Regions from separate parts of the Homo sapiens genome. Here region 1 is linked to region 2. A link is a loop called in an ENCODE intact Hi-C map of the cell type or tissue named here. Cell type or tissue: sigmoid colon. All regions are shown on one strand. Each heading gives the region's core, and the rest is flanking DNA. Links, peaks and the distances in the headings are about the cores only.

Region 1 (6,339 bases), core at 564-5,563, 360 kb before region 2:
AGTGCTGGGATTACAGGCGTGAGCCATGTAAACTGACATACTCACAGATTCCAGGAATTTGGACATGGACATCTTATGGGAAGGCATTATTGTGCCTGATGCAGTTACCTATTTAATAAGTTCGGTACTCCAAAGAAATAGACAGAGGTGCTTTGGGGTGATAAGCTAAAATACCCTGAATTTCATACCTAAGAGAATTTGAATCTGTTTTTACTCATCTATGGTTACTGTTAACAGAGCAGTAATTTTTTTCCTCTATGACTCTGTACCTTACAGGAACATGGGCTTGAGGTGAGGGGGAGTATCACAGGATTTACTTTATAATTCGTATCAGTCAGGGTATCACAAGGAAGCAGATTGCCACAGCTGGGTAATTTAAGGGGCGTTTAATAAAGGGACTATTTATGAAGGCAGTGTTTAGAATTCCAACCTGGTAATAAGGAAGAGCTGTTACCACTCTTAGCCTGAAGAGGCGGGGAGAGGGGGCGGGGACGGGGGAAGCAATGACCAGAACCGACAAAGGACAGCTGTGTGGAGAGGACTGCCTGATGAAAGGTGAAGTGGCCTTTAGGAGAGAAACACAGCTAACCCACAGCAACCTGACAGAGAGGGAAACAGAAGCATCAATGCCCCAGTTGCACTCTACTTCTGCCCTCCAGTGTCCTGTTGGCAGCTGTCATTGGACAAATGCAAGCAGAAGCCAAAGGGCCAAAGAGCCCATGGATACTGGTTTATCTTTGAGACACAGAGCAGCCTGGAGAAGAGAGAGAAATGTGAATCTGGAGGGGCTGCAGAAGGGGAAGAGGGAGGCTTAGGAAGTTATGATCGTTGAGTGCTTGAAAAGAGCTTAGACAGGCTGTTCTGGTCTCTGCCCCACCATGATCTCACTCACAACCCGACTGCTGGGTGGTCCTTCTCTCCCCCGACTTTTGGCAGGATCTTCTTCACCACTATGAGATGGTCCAGGTCAGATGGGGTGTGACCCTGGTGGCTTTGTCTGTGGACTCTTGGTTCTGAACTTACAGCCGCTGAAGTCATGCTTCTTGCTGCTGCTTTGGGCTATTTTGGCTTTTCCATGGTGCCCTATGTGTTGTTTCTCTTAAGGCCCTGACGATGTTCTTCTGAATCTTCCCTGGGGCCCCATGTGCTTTGAAGGGCCATTGTAGCTGGGGCCCTTCAAACAGGGTGCTCTGCCCCAGGCCTAAGTGCCCTTGGAGGCTCCCATGGCCTGGCCACCCCACAAGAGAGCTCCATGATTCTGCCCTCATTGACCAAGGCCTCATCAGATTGACCTAGCTACTGAGGGAGGGAAGTAGGGACCTGGTGGGAAAAAGGAAAGAAGCAGCCCGGAGGGAAGTGTGGACATGCCTGTGTGGGCCAGCCAAGGGACTGGGAGACAACCAGGTGACACTACCACCCAACCAAGCACCTCCCAGAGTCATTCAGCCTTTCTGAAAGGAAAAACCTTTCCACCCACTCTCATCATATGCAAAATCCTAACACAAAGTATAAAGAAGCAAAGCAAACAGTCAGCAAGAATTCATGACATTATGGATAGGAGGGCTTAAAAAAATCGGTGTCATATAACTGAGTCCTTCCAAAACAGCAGCTCCTAGTCCCTTCCCACTCCACCCATATGATTCTGGTGAGTGTTGCCCATTACTGTGAACTCCACACTCTGGCCAGGGGTATGTATCTCAGGATAAGTCAAAAAGAGTTTTCTGGCCGGGCACTGTGGCTCACGCCTGTAATTCTAGCATTTTGGGAGGCTGAGGTGGCTGGATCATCTGAGGTCGGGAGTTCAAGACTAGCCTGACCAATATGGAGAAACCCCGCCTCTACTAAAAATACAAAATTAGCTTGGCGTGGTGGCGCATGCCTGTAATCCCAGCTACTCGGGAGGCTGAGGCAGGGGACTTGCTTGAGCCCGGGTGGCGGAGGTTGAGGTAAGCTGAGATTGCGCTATTGCACTCCAGCCTGGGCAACAAGAGCGAGACTCCGTCTTCTTTCTTGGGTTTTCCAAACTGGAACTTTTTACAGGATGCTTTTAGTAAGCATCTGACTTGCTCTGCAGAAAAAGCCCATCTTTAGCTGGAAGAACAAAACCAATGTACAGAGGGAAACAAACATGAGAAGTGGAGAGATGAACACAAGAGAGCCCTGATGGCTTCAAGTCCCTGGATCTGGCCATCCTGAAAGATAGCTTGACTCCTGCCCTGTCTTCATTTTGGTCACGTGAGTCAGTTAATTCTCCCTTTTGCCTAAGGCAATTTGAGATGGATTCCTGTCACTCACAACCAAGGGTCTTGTATTGGGAAATCTGTCTTCCTTTAGACTAATAGCTAATTAATATGGTTTTCAAATATTAGCAAGAAATAACATCTAGACACTCGGCTACCTTGGAGAGATCTACCACTACTGAGCCTTGCCTACCTGGGCTGGGCTAGGCTCTACAAAGTACGTAGTGATGGAGGTGATGCTGGATGTGACGTCATAAAGCCAGCCTATGCCAGTGATCACAATATGCAGAATGTGCTCCCGGCTGTGGACGTAGTGATAGGCAGTGCTAAAGACATTAGCAACACCCTGTAGAGACAGAAAATTCAAATAGCCTATTCTTTTTAAAATAGAAAAATAATTAGTAATATAGTAATTGGATTACCTTTACCAGTAATTTAATTACTTCATGATAATCTACTTCCTACAAATTATTCAGCAGTCCTCAAAGGGCAGTGTTCCAGATTCTACTATTAAAAAAAAGGATCATCAAGAAATCAAAGTTATAGGCCAGGTGCCATGGCTCATGCCTGTAATCCCAGCACTTTGGGAGGCCAAGGCAGGGCGGATCACTTGAGGTCAGGAGTCTGAGACCAGCCTGGCCAACATGGTGAAACCCTGTCTCTACTAAAAATACAAATATTAGCTGGGCATGGTGGTGCACACCTGTAATCCCAGCTACTCAGGAGGCTGAGGCAGGACAATTGCTTGAACTCAGGAGGTGGAGGTTGCAGTGAGCTGAGATCGCAACACTGCACTCCAATCTGGGCAACAGAGCAAGTCTCACAAAAAAAAAAAAAAAAAAAAAAGAGGTATAAAGAGAGAGACCCACATACCTTTTTATGCTTTTGATAGTCATCCAGTGAAATTTGTGGTATGTGCTATTAGAGAATAGCATCAAAGGAACAAGATAAACTTTGAAATGAGAAAAAAATGTTAAAAAGCCAAGAACGAATGCCAATCTTAGGCAGGTGGGTAGGAGCTGCCTTGATCGGATGCCAATGTTAATGCCTGCATCTGTGCAGACATGGCCACTATCATCAGATCGACAGTATAGGACATGTTTGGTTCCAAGACCCACAGTGTGCTAGATTACGTAGTCCTCTTACAGGCATAAGGAGACCCTGTTCCACAGAGAAGGGATGGGAAATCTTTAGAACCCATATGTGGGCCTGTTGTCAGGAAACTCTAGGAATCACAAACTCTTCAAAATTATATGCCTTTTATATTAGGACTCAAGGCATCTAAGGGTAACCCAGAAGCCTTTACCTCTAAGGGCTAGAGTGCCAATGTATAATTCATTTTGAAAAGCTCTCTAGCAAGACTATATATACTTCACCTACTGATAACTCCATACTCCTCCATTTTAATATCTTCACATAATTCTTGTGTCAGATGAGAATGAATTTTATTATTGAAAATGTGTCCAGAGAAAGAGGTACTACCACTTTCCTCAACTATCCACCCAATAAATGGGAAGAGAAAGTGAAAAATAATGGTAAATAAACATAAAGAGCCAAAGGCTTACAGGGCAACAAATGATAAGGGCATAGCAAGTTCAAGTTCCTAACTTGCTGCTAGACTCCACAGTTCATTGTCTCCATAAAGGCTTTTGATCTTCCTTTATTGCAAGTTCTATCCATAAATTAAATAAAAATGCTTGTAGAAATGGTCTAGCTATTTCATGATCTTAAAAGTGCCTATCATTTTGTGATCTAATTTAAAAACATGAATACCCAAGAAACATTTAGGCCTTTTTCTTTATTTTTCATCCTCAAAAATTATAACACTGAAATCAAGACCTATGGGGATGCATATCAGAATTAGTACCATTTGTAGAAAGTACAAAAGATTTCTAGATAGATACCACTGTTAGTAAAACACAAATACGTCCCTTCTAAAAGTTCATTCCCGCTTTGTGGGTCTTAATGGTCAATGGTTGGATTTCTGTTCTGTAGCATAAAATTCTATTCCTGTGATTAATGCTATGGGACACATGAGGCTGAGGCATGGATATGTAACTGAGGCTGAAAGTCCTTCCATAAGTAATGGGGAACTTCTCAAAAGACTGAAACATACATTCAGGGAACAGGAGCAAGTATGATGATGTTATCTGTATACACAGCTTTACTCTCATCGGATTTCAGGTTTCACTCTTTAAAAAGTATTAGAAAGAGAGGCCATCCTACCATCGCTCTTGAAGACTTCTATGACTTACCTGATAGAATCTGATCTCATGAGGTAGAAAGATGTTTATTTCGTGGGGATCTCTAAGGGTATCAACAGCCAAGACCCCAAAGATCCTCATATATGCATCTTGAAGAGGCAGAGCCAGGAATGAACCATTATAATCATGCTTATTACGGGACTGGTTCCAGAAGAAGATGTTCCCATGGTACTGAACTTGGGGAACATGGATTGGCTTCCCTTCATCCACTACTGTAAAGCTGAGGAAAAAGAGTATGAGGATGGAAGAAAGGCACAGGGAGAGATTTAGATTAAACCATGGAGGAAACTAGAGCGATTCTCTATTCACAATCTGTGGCATTATATGACCGAGCAGTGGACTCAGATAAGATGACCAGTTTGGAGGTCTGACTTGAGAAAGACTAAAACAAAAACAAAACAAACAAACAAAAAAAAAAAAAACAAGCTTGGATGTGGACATAGAAAACAAATATAAACAGAACTCCAGAGACATAACTTATGGAGCAGGCAGAAATAATTGAGATGATATTGTGACGCAGAGTCCCCATGTGGCGAATCATTACCAAAGAGCGAGCTCTAGAAATAAGTGAAATCATCCAGGACTGGAAGCCATCAGCTTCTACTCCAGAAGCACTGGTGACTTGAGGCACCTCTCTTTTGAGCAGCTAGCTGGGATCTTGATGCCAGTTTACTCAGAAAGGGAATTATTTTTTTAGGAGGGTGAAACCAATCTCTTCAAGAAGTTCTTACCTGATTCCTTTCATGTCCCTGTAGAGCACTCTGTTCAGTACAAATTGAGCATCATCTAAGGTACAAGCCACATTCCTCAATAGAACATTCCCTTTCTCAGGCAGTAGTAGGTTTTCTTCTAAGAGGGAAATGTGAGCACTGATCTTTTTATTTCCATGGGCTTCAGCATCCTACAGCAAAACGTTTCCGACCATGTGTTTGCCAACAGCCAAAGAACTCCCCTAATCATGTCCCCCTTACTAGTTAATTCATGCATCTTGCCCCAGTAGTTTCATTTTCCTGAATAAAGAATGCATATATTACTATTCATGGGCAGTGGGGAAAAGGTTGACAGCATAGCTATCCTGTAAGTCTGAGTTTCAGTGGGTATAACGGGTTTCTTCTATGCCAACTGGACTGGTTTACCAGAAAAGAAAAACAAAACCAAAAAACTCTCAAGTCTACTCAAATTTAGAGGTTTAAAACTTGGATTCCTTTGACCTATGGTCAACTGTCTGTGTTTCTATTGAAAGTGTTGATTTGAGAGAGAGAGAGCTGGGCCAAGAAGTTGCCTTCACTTCACTCATATTTCTTGACCGTCGACTGTGATGTGAAAGTGAAAAAAAATGCTCTCGAGGAACTCTTAACACACTTTGTATATTTGATCTATGTAATTTCAGGAAGGATTTTTTTGTGGCCCAAGATTGCAGACTTTCTGCAACTACTATTTCTGCAACTATAAATTCTCTGTACCTTAAATATTATTATTATGTTATTAACAATATTATGTGTCAATATATACATTAAACATATCCATAAATTGGGGACATGTGAGACACTTTCCTTGATATTTTTCTCCTCTTTCTATATATTTGGGTTTGCTTTCCATGCCCTTTTCTTTTGCCTTTATTCCTTCTTTCCACATACAAGATCTATGGAGTCATTAACAAATATGTAGCGAGATTTCTCTTAGGATACCACAGACCTCTGAAGCAAGTTAGAACAATGCCTCTTCTTCTTGAGTGGTCTTTTGGTCCCGGTGCCCCATTTCCAACTACACTGGAAAATTCGGCCATTCAGGAGATGATTCAATTGAGCAAGTATCGCTATTTAGCTGAGATGACT
Region 2 (6,339 bases), core at 702-5,701:
AGTCTATCATTGATGGGCATTTGGGTTGGTTCCAAGTCTTTGCTATTGTAAATGTAGCTGCAGTAAACATACATGTGCATGTGGCATGTGTCTTTATAGTAGAATGATTTAGAATCTTTTGGGTATATACCCAGTAATGGGATTCCCTGGCTTTTTTTTTTTTTTTTTTTTTTGGAGACTGATTCTTGCTGTGTCGCCCAGGCTGGAGTGCAGTGGTGCAATCTTGGCTCACTGCAACCTCGGCGTCCTGGGTTCAAGCAATTCTCCTGCCTCAGCCTCCTGAGTAGCTGGGACTACAGGCACGCACCACCATGCCCGGCTAATTTTTTGTATTTTTAGTAGAGACGGGGTTTCACCATGTTAGCCAGAATGGTCTCGATCTCCTAACCTCGTGATCTGCCCGTCTTGGCCTCCCAGAGTGCTGGGATTACAGGCGTGAGCCACCGTGCCTGGCCGATTCCCTGGCTTTTATAAAAGTTCATTGCTGTATTCCAGTGCCTTGAATGGGACCTGCTACATAATAAGCTCTCAACAAATACCTGTTGAATGAAAATCTGTGATGTATTCTTGAAAAGTTTTCAAACCAAACTGAGTTTCAGAATCAACTAGAACACCTTCAGAAAAAATTAACGGCCAGGCACGGTGGTTCACACCTGTAATCCTAGCACTTTGGGAGGCCGAGGTGGGTGGATTGCCTGAACTCAAGAGTTTGAGACCAGCCTGGGCAACATGGTGAAACCTTGTCTCTACTAAAATACCAAAAATTAGCTGGGCATGGTGGCATGCGCCTGTAATCCCAGCTACTCGGGAGGCAGAGGCAGGAGAATTGCTAGAACCCGTGAGGTGGAGGTTGCAGTGAGCTGAGAATGCACCACTGCACTCCAGCCTGGGCAATGAGCGAGACTCTGTCTCTTTGAAAAAAAAAAAAAAAAAAAAAAAGATTTGGTAATCTGGGTCCTTAGAATAGGGTTTTGTTTTTTTTTTTTTTTTTTGAGACAGAGTTTTGCTCTTGTTGCCCAGGCTGGAGTGCAATGGCACAATCTTGGCTCACTGTAACCTCCGCCTCCCGGGTTCAAGTGATTCCCCTGCCTCAGCCTCCCAGGTAGCTGGGATTACAGGCATGTGCCACCACGCCCGGCTAATTTTGTATTTTTAGTAGAGATGGGGTTTCACCATGTTGGTCAGGCTGGTCTTGAACTCCCGACCTCAGGCCATCCACCCACCTCGGCCTCCCGAAGTGCTGGGATTACAGGTGTGAGCCACCCTGCCCGGCTAGAATAGGTTCTGACATCCACATTTTAAAACCTCAGTTAGATTATATGAGTACAGAAAGAATAGGCACCTTCCTCTGTTTTGCATGTATTACACCTTTGAGTTAAAATCTGTATCTAGTTGATTAAATTATAATTTGGTCTGTTGTAGCTTTTGCTGTCACCAACAGGAAAATGTGGGTCCTGTGAACTATGTGGAATTAACTGACTGAGAATTCAGGAAGAGGAGCTTATATAGGACCTAAGAGAGGCTACTGTGCCTGAACAAGAGATTTCCCACATCTTTTGTAGTCAGTTTGCCCAGAAGGTAGATGTATGGGAGTATCCCATACAATACACCCAACTTCTCAGAAAAGGGAAGTTCAAGACAGAACACCAGATAGAACTTTGCAAGTAAATTTTTCAAGTGGAAGAAGTTCCCCCTAGCATGAGGCCTGATTAAAGGCTGCAAACAAGAACAAATAAGGCCTTTCCTGTGGTTTGTATGACAAATGTGGGCTTTCTCACCTGCCAGAAGAGCTGCCCTACCCCCCACCCCAGAATCACTTTGGTCCTTTATAAAAATTGAAAACACAGAATAATATCATTAAAGAAAATTTTCAAAAAGAGAAAAAATTACCCACAATGTTAAGTTCCTTACTTAGGGCCATTTCCATTCCTGCCATGTTACCTTCCCGTTCTTCACATGTACCAGAGAAGAGGTTTTGTAATATCTTCCATACTTTCTTATCTTCCAAAGTGTTCTTGAGTCTTCAGCTTCCCTATTGCCATTTTCAGATCACATTCATTAAGCACTGTGTATATAGCGTTACACTGGGCACTATATAAAGCAGTGTGAATGGCAATTTCCCTTCATTGCCTTACATGCAAGAGCAAACAATATAGGCCTAGGAGTATTCATTTAACTAAACAGAAATAAAGTTAAACATATATCAAAGCAAGGCAGTAGAGCAGATGAACAACTGTATTGTCTTTGCTTTTACATGAGTTTTCTGTACATGATAAGCTTTTTTTTATTTGGAATTGGAAAATGAAGGGAGGTTTGGGGCCATTTGCATCTCACCCAGATTTTTATACAGTATATTGTACCATATCTCATCTCCCACAGAGATGGGATATCTTGCCCACAGAGATGGGATATCTTGCATAGAGCTAAGTAGTGCTACTGACAGAGAACCTCAGTCACTTAAGTGGAGACATATGGGCAGCTTAAGGTCTCCTTATTTGAGTAGTAGACATTGCCGATGGCAAAGCATTTTGGGAAGAGGGGTAGCTCATAAATGAGGAACTTAATCTAAGAAATTATTTGTTCTTCAGCCCTGTGGCTTCGGATTGTTGGTTTCTTCACGGTTCACTTTCTCTCAGGCTCCACCCCTCTCTCACTGCAGAGAACTTGTTGACAGCAGCTCTACTTTTTCCAGTCTTGCACAAAGGCAGATGTCTGAAAATTTAGCTTACGCAAACCATCTGTGTGCTTGACTCTGTTCCCACGGTGTGTTTTCCTGTACTGCCCCTCCCCACTTTTCGGTCCTTTTTAAAAACTGAAAACACAGTATAATAACATAATTTAAGAAAATTTTCAAAAAGAAAAAAATCACCCACAATATTACTATCCTTATTGATAGCTGTTTTCATTCCTGCCATGTTATCTTCCCGTGCATAGCTTTTTGCGTAATTGTGTCCTTTGTCTTAAGCAGAAGTTCAGATACTTTGTCATTTAGCCACTTCCCTGTTTTTCTCCTGGCATTATCTTTTGGTTTTTGGTCTTGAGTTACTCAAAGGACATTGCAGCTTATCAGTACTCCATCGATGAGTCCTTATTTTTATTTTCCTTTCTGACTTTTGAAACCCAAGTACTCTAGAGTATGGCTGAGATCCAACTTTTTAAAAGTAAGACATATAACATGTGTGAAGGATTTTTTTAATATTTAGAAACTGCTGTTGTAAATTACACTGACTTTTTTTTTTTTTTTTTTGAGATAATGTCCCGTTCTATTGCCCAGGCTGGAGTGCAGTGGCGCGATCTCGGCTCACTACAACCTCCACCTCCCGGGTTCAAGCAGTTCTCTGCCTCAGCCTCCCGAGTAGCTGGGATTACAGGTGCCGGCCACCATGCCCAGCTAATGTTTGTATTTTTAGTAGAGATGGGGTTTCACCATCTTGACTAGGCTGGTCTTGAACTCCTGACCTCGTGATCCACCCTCCTCAGCCTCCCAAAGTGCTGGGATTACAGGCGTGAGCCACTGCATCCGGCCTTACAAATTACATTGACTTTCAAGAAACATTACCCTGCCCACCCAAGGACAGTCTCATTTAGAAAAAAGACATGTCTATACTTTTCTGCCCTTTGTTGAGTTGCAAGCCTCATTTCTTCTAATACCTGACTAATCTTGTTAGTAATAGTGTTTCACTTGTAACTGGTCGTCTCCCTTTTCAGAGCTGTTATGTCTCACCCTTTGTCTTCTTAATGGTGAATAAGGACACATCCATGCCTCCTCATCATTTTCCCTTTCTTGTTTGACAAAAAGAACAAAATGGACCATGTTTCCTTGTTTTGGTAGAAAGTTTGTTATTGAATATCTTCAGCCACCTTCCTTTCAGAAACCGTAATCCCCAATACTTAGACATTTGAAGGGTTGGACCTGTGGTGTCTAGGGTCCCCTGATGACTTAGGAAGTCTGCAGGATTTACATACAGCTTTTCTAGCTGTCTTACTGTGTGAGAAAACAAAAGACCCTCAGAATTCTAGCTTTCCTTCCAATCATTGCAGAGAAATTTTGCCTTTAGTAGTAAAGCCGGTGGTTAAAAGTTTTTCCTTTTTCCCTTGTTTTCCTGGGTCCTGAGTTGCCACTGGGGTAGATTATAGGACCTAGCTCGACCAAAACCTAAAAGCAATCCAGGGAACAAGTGTAGGATTATACTGCAATGTCCGTTCTATGCTGGAGCAAATATATAATGAATCTTAACTTCTTTTCTCTGATACATTTAAAACACATATGAAAGTTAAATTTACTCTTGGATCATTTTGATTAGGTTATTTTCCTCTTTTTCTAAACCCTAACTAAAATGTTTGGAATTATTGTTATTTCACATCCCACTCTAGAGTACTGCAAAATACTACTGTGTGATCTCTTTGTCCCCAGCTCCCCAAGAGCTGTGGATCATTGCGTCTTCATAAATTTACTTTAAAATGTGCATTTAGTGAATTTGAACTGTTAAACATTGGATTGGACATCAAGAAAGCTTAATAAATTAAATTTGCAAGAAACCAGTAGAGTGAATTTTTCATCTGTAATGGTGTTACAATTCTGTAGTGATTCTGTAAGGGGAAAAGACTAGGAAACAGAGAACACTGGATGGGTGAAAAATTGTGAGGTAATTAAGGACAGTGACTTCTACTTGCTTTCTCTTTTCCCTTTTCTTTGACAGGTCCTTAAATTGTCATTTGGACTTTGCCTTTTGCTATTTTTTTCTCTTCCTCCTCCTGTTCCTCCTCCTCCATCATCGTTAATTTTTTTTTTTTAACAAAAGTTAACTGCTTTTGCAAGTGTCAGAACCTAACACTGGCAGCAGTGCCCCTCCTAGATTTCATTTGTGCATTAGTGCATGGCCCAAGGGATCTGTAATATGCATTTAAACAGTTACGAAAAGAAGAATTTGTCCAGGGACTTTAAAAAGTCAGGCAGTCCAGCGATAGTAGAGAAAACCAGGCAGTAGATTTAAAAGAGATTCAACATACTTTACCATGCCTTTCTCTGTTCCCCGTGGTTTAATATTTGGGAATTAGTAACTTTGAGGAACTTTTAAGAGGTCCTACTGGCAATATATTTTTTATGTTCAGCCTAGTAAGGTAGAAAACAACTATAGAAGAGATGGTTTGGTAAGGAAAATTGAGAAACTGTTGTTTTGCAGATGGAGTTCAGTTTTTGTGGCCAATTAATTTTGAGAGTTACTGGTAAGGTTGAAATAAAGTAGCACTGAACTGACTCAATTTTTTAAATAACAAAAAAATTCCTTGGTGTTCTAGTATTTGAGAATTCACTTTTAGAACCCTATTGGTACATTGGTGGATAACACTACAATGGGACTGTGGTGTCCTTGTTGTACAGAACAGGCAAAGAATTCAAAATGCTAGAGAGCCAGGGAGTGATGTTTTAAACAAAAACAACAAAACTTGAAAATAGGCCTGTAGGCCAGGTACAGTGGCTCATGCCTGTAATCCCAGCACTTTAGTAGGCCAAGGCAGGTGAATCACCTGAGGTCAGGAGTTCGAGACCACCCTGGCCAACATGGTGAAACCCCATCTCTACTAAAAAATTACAAAAATTAACTAGGCACAGTGGCAGGTGCCTGTAATCCCAGCTATTTGGGAGGCTGAGGCAGGAGAATCACTTGAACCCAGGAGGCGGAGGTTGCAGTGAGCCGAGACTGTGCCATTGCACTCCAGCCTGGGCAACAAGAGCAAAACTCTGTCTCAAAAAAGAAGAAAAGAAAAGAAGCCTACATTTTGACTCCTGCTCTGTAATTTACTAGTTGTGTAATTGGTAAGTTTAAGCAAGTTACTCTCAAAACCTTTGTTTTCTCATCTGTGAAATGGGAAGAACTTCTGTTCATCAAGTTGTTTTAAGATAGTGGTTGTAAAGTACTAGGCATCATGCCTAACACAGGTGGGTACTCAATAAATGATAGTTACAAAGTCCCCTTTTCTTTTTTTTTTCTTTTTTTTTTTTCTTTTGAGACAGAGTCTTGCTCTGTCAGTTAGGCTGTTAGGCTGGAGTGGCACGATCTTGGCTTACTGCAACCTCCACCTCTCGGGTTCAAGTGATTCTCCTGCCTTAGCCTCCCGAGTAGCTGGGATTACAGGCGTGAGCCACCACACCGGGCCCAAACTCCTCTTTAACTTTATTTCACAGTGCTCAAAGCCAACACCTAACCACTACCATGACCATCACACAACTCCCAAAGAGAACATTGATGGACGTGCCATTGTAACAGATTCTGAGTTTCTACAAATGAAAGTTTCTGAAGTAATGGTGAAGTTCTTGCCATTATAAACAACAGCTATCCA

The links. Peaks named below come from ENCODE experiments on the same cell type or tissue, not always from the same donor. Only the 100,000 strongest peaks of a DNase experiment are listed, where the experiment ranks them.
Region 1: a loop joins it to region 2, with 6 times the contacts of the local background. A loop is called at or near these places in 2 of 110 quality-filtered maps.

What each region holds. Positions count from the first base shown.
Region 1 is chr17:30,079,138-30,085,476 of GRCh38, reverse strand. It overlaps EFCAB5 (EF-hand calcium binding domain 5), which reads right to left. Exons shown (of 23, transcript NM_198529.4): 16 at 5,236-5,405; 17 at 4,496-4,724; 18 at 2,434-2,586. Among named protein-coding and RNA genes, the nearest start is that of NSRP1, 35 kb to the left of the region's middle. In sigmoid colon, for the core only: no CTCF peak of the experiment used is centred there; no DNase peak of the experiment used is centred there; H3K27me3 peaks cover 377 bases.
Region 2 is chr17:29,719,182-29,725,520 of GRCh38, reverse strand. All of the region lies in intron 3 of SSH2 (slingshot protein phosphatase 2), which reads left to right. Among named protein-coding and RNA genes, the nearest start is that of SSH2-AS1, 83 kb to the right of the region's middle. RefSeq lists a silencer at 1,745-1,844. In sigmoid colon, for the core only: no CTCF peak of the experiment used is centred there; a DNase peak (open chromatin) is centred at 2,660; H3K4me3 peaks cover 674 bases; H3K27ac peaks cover 3,764 bases.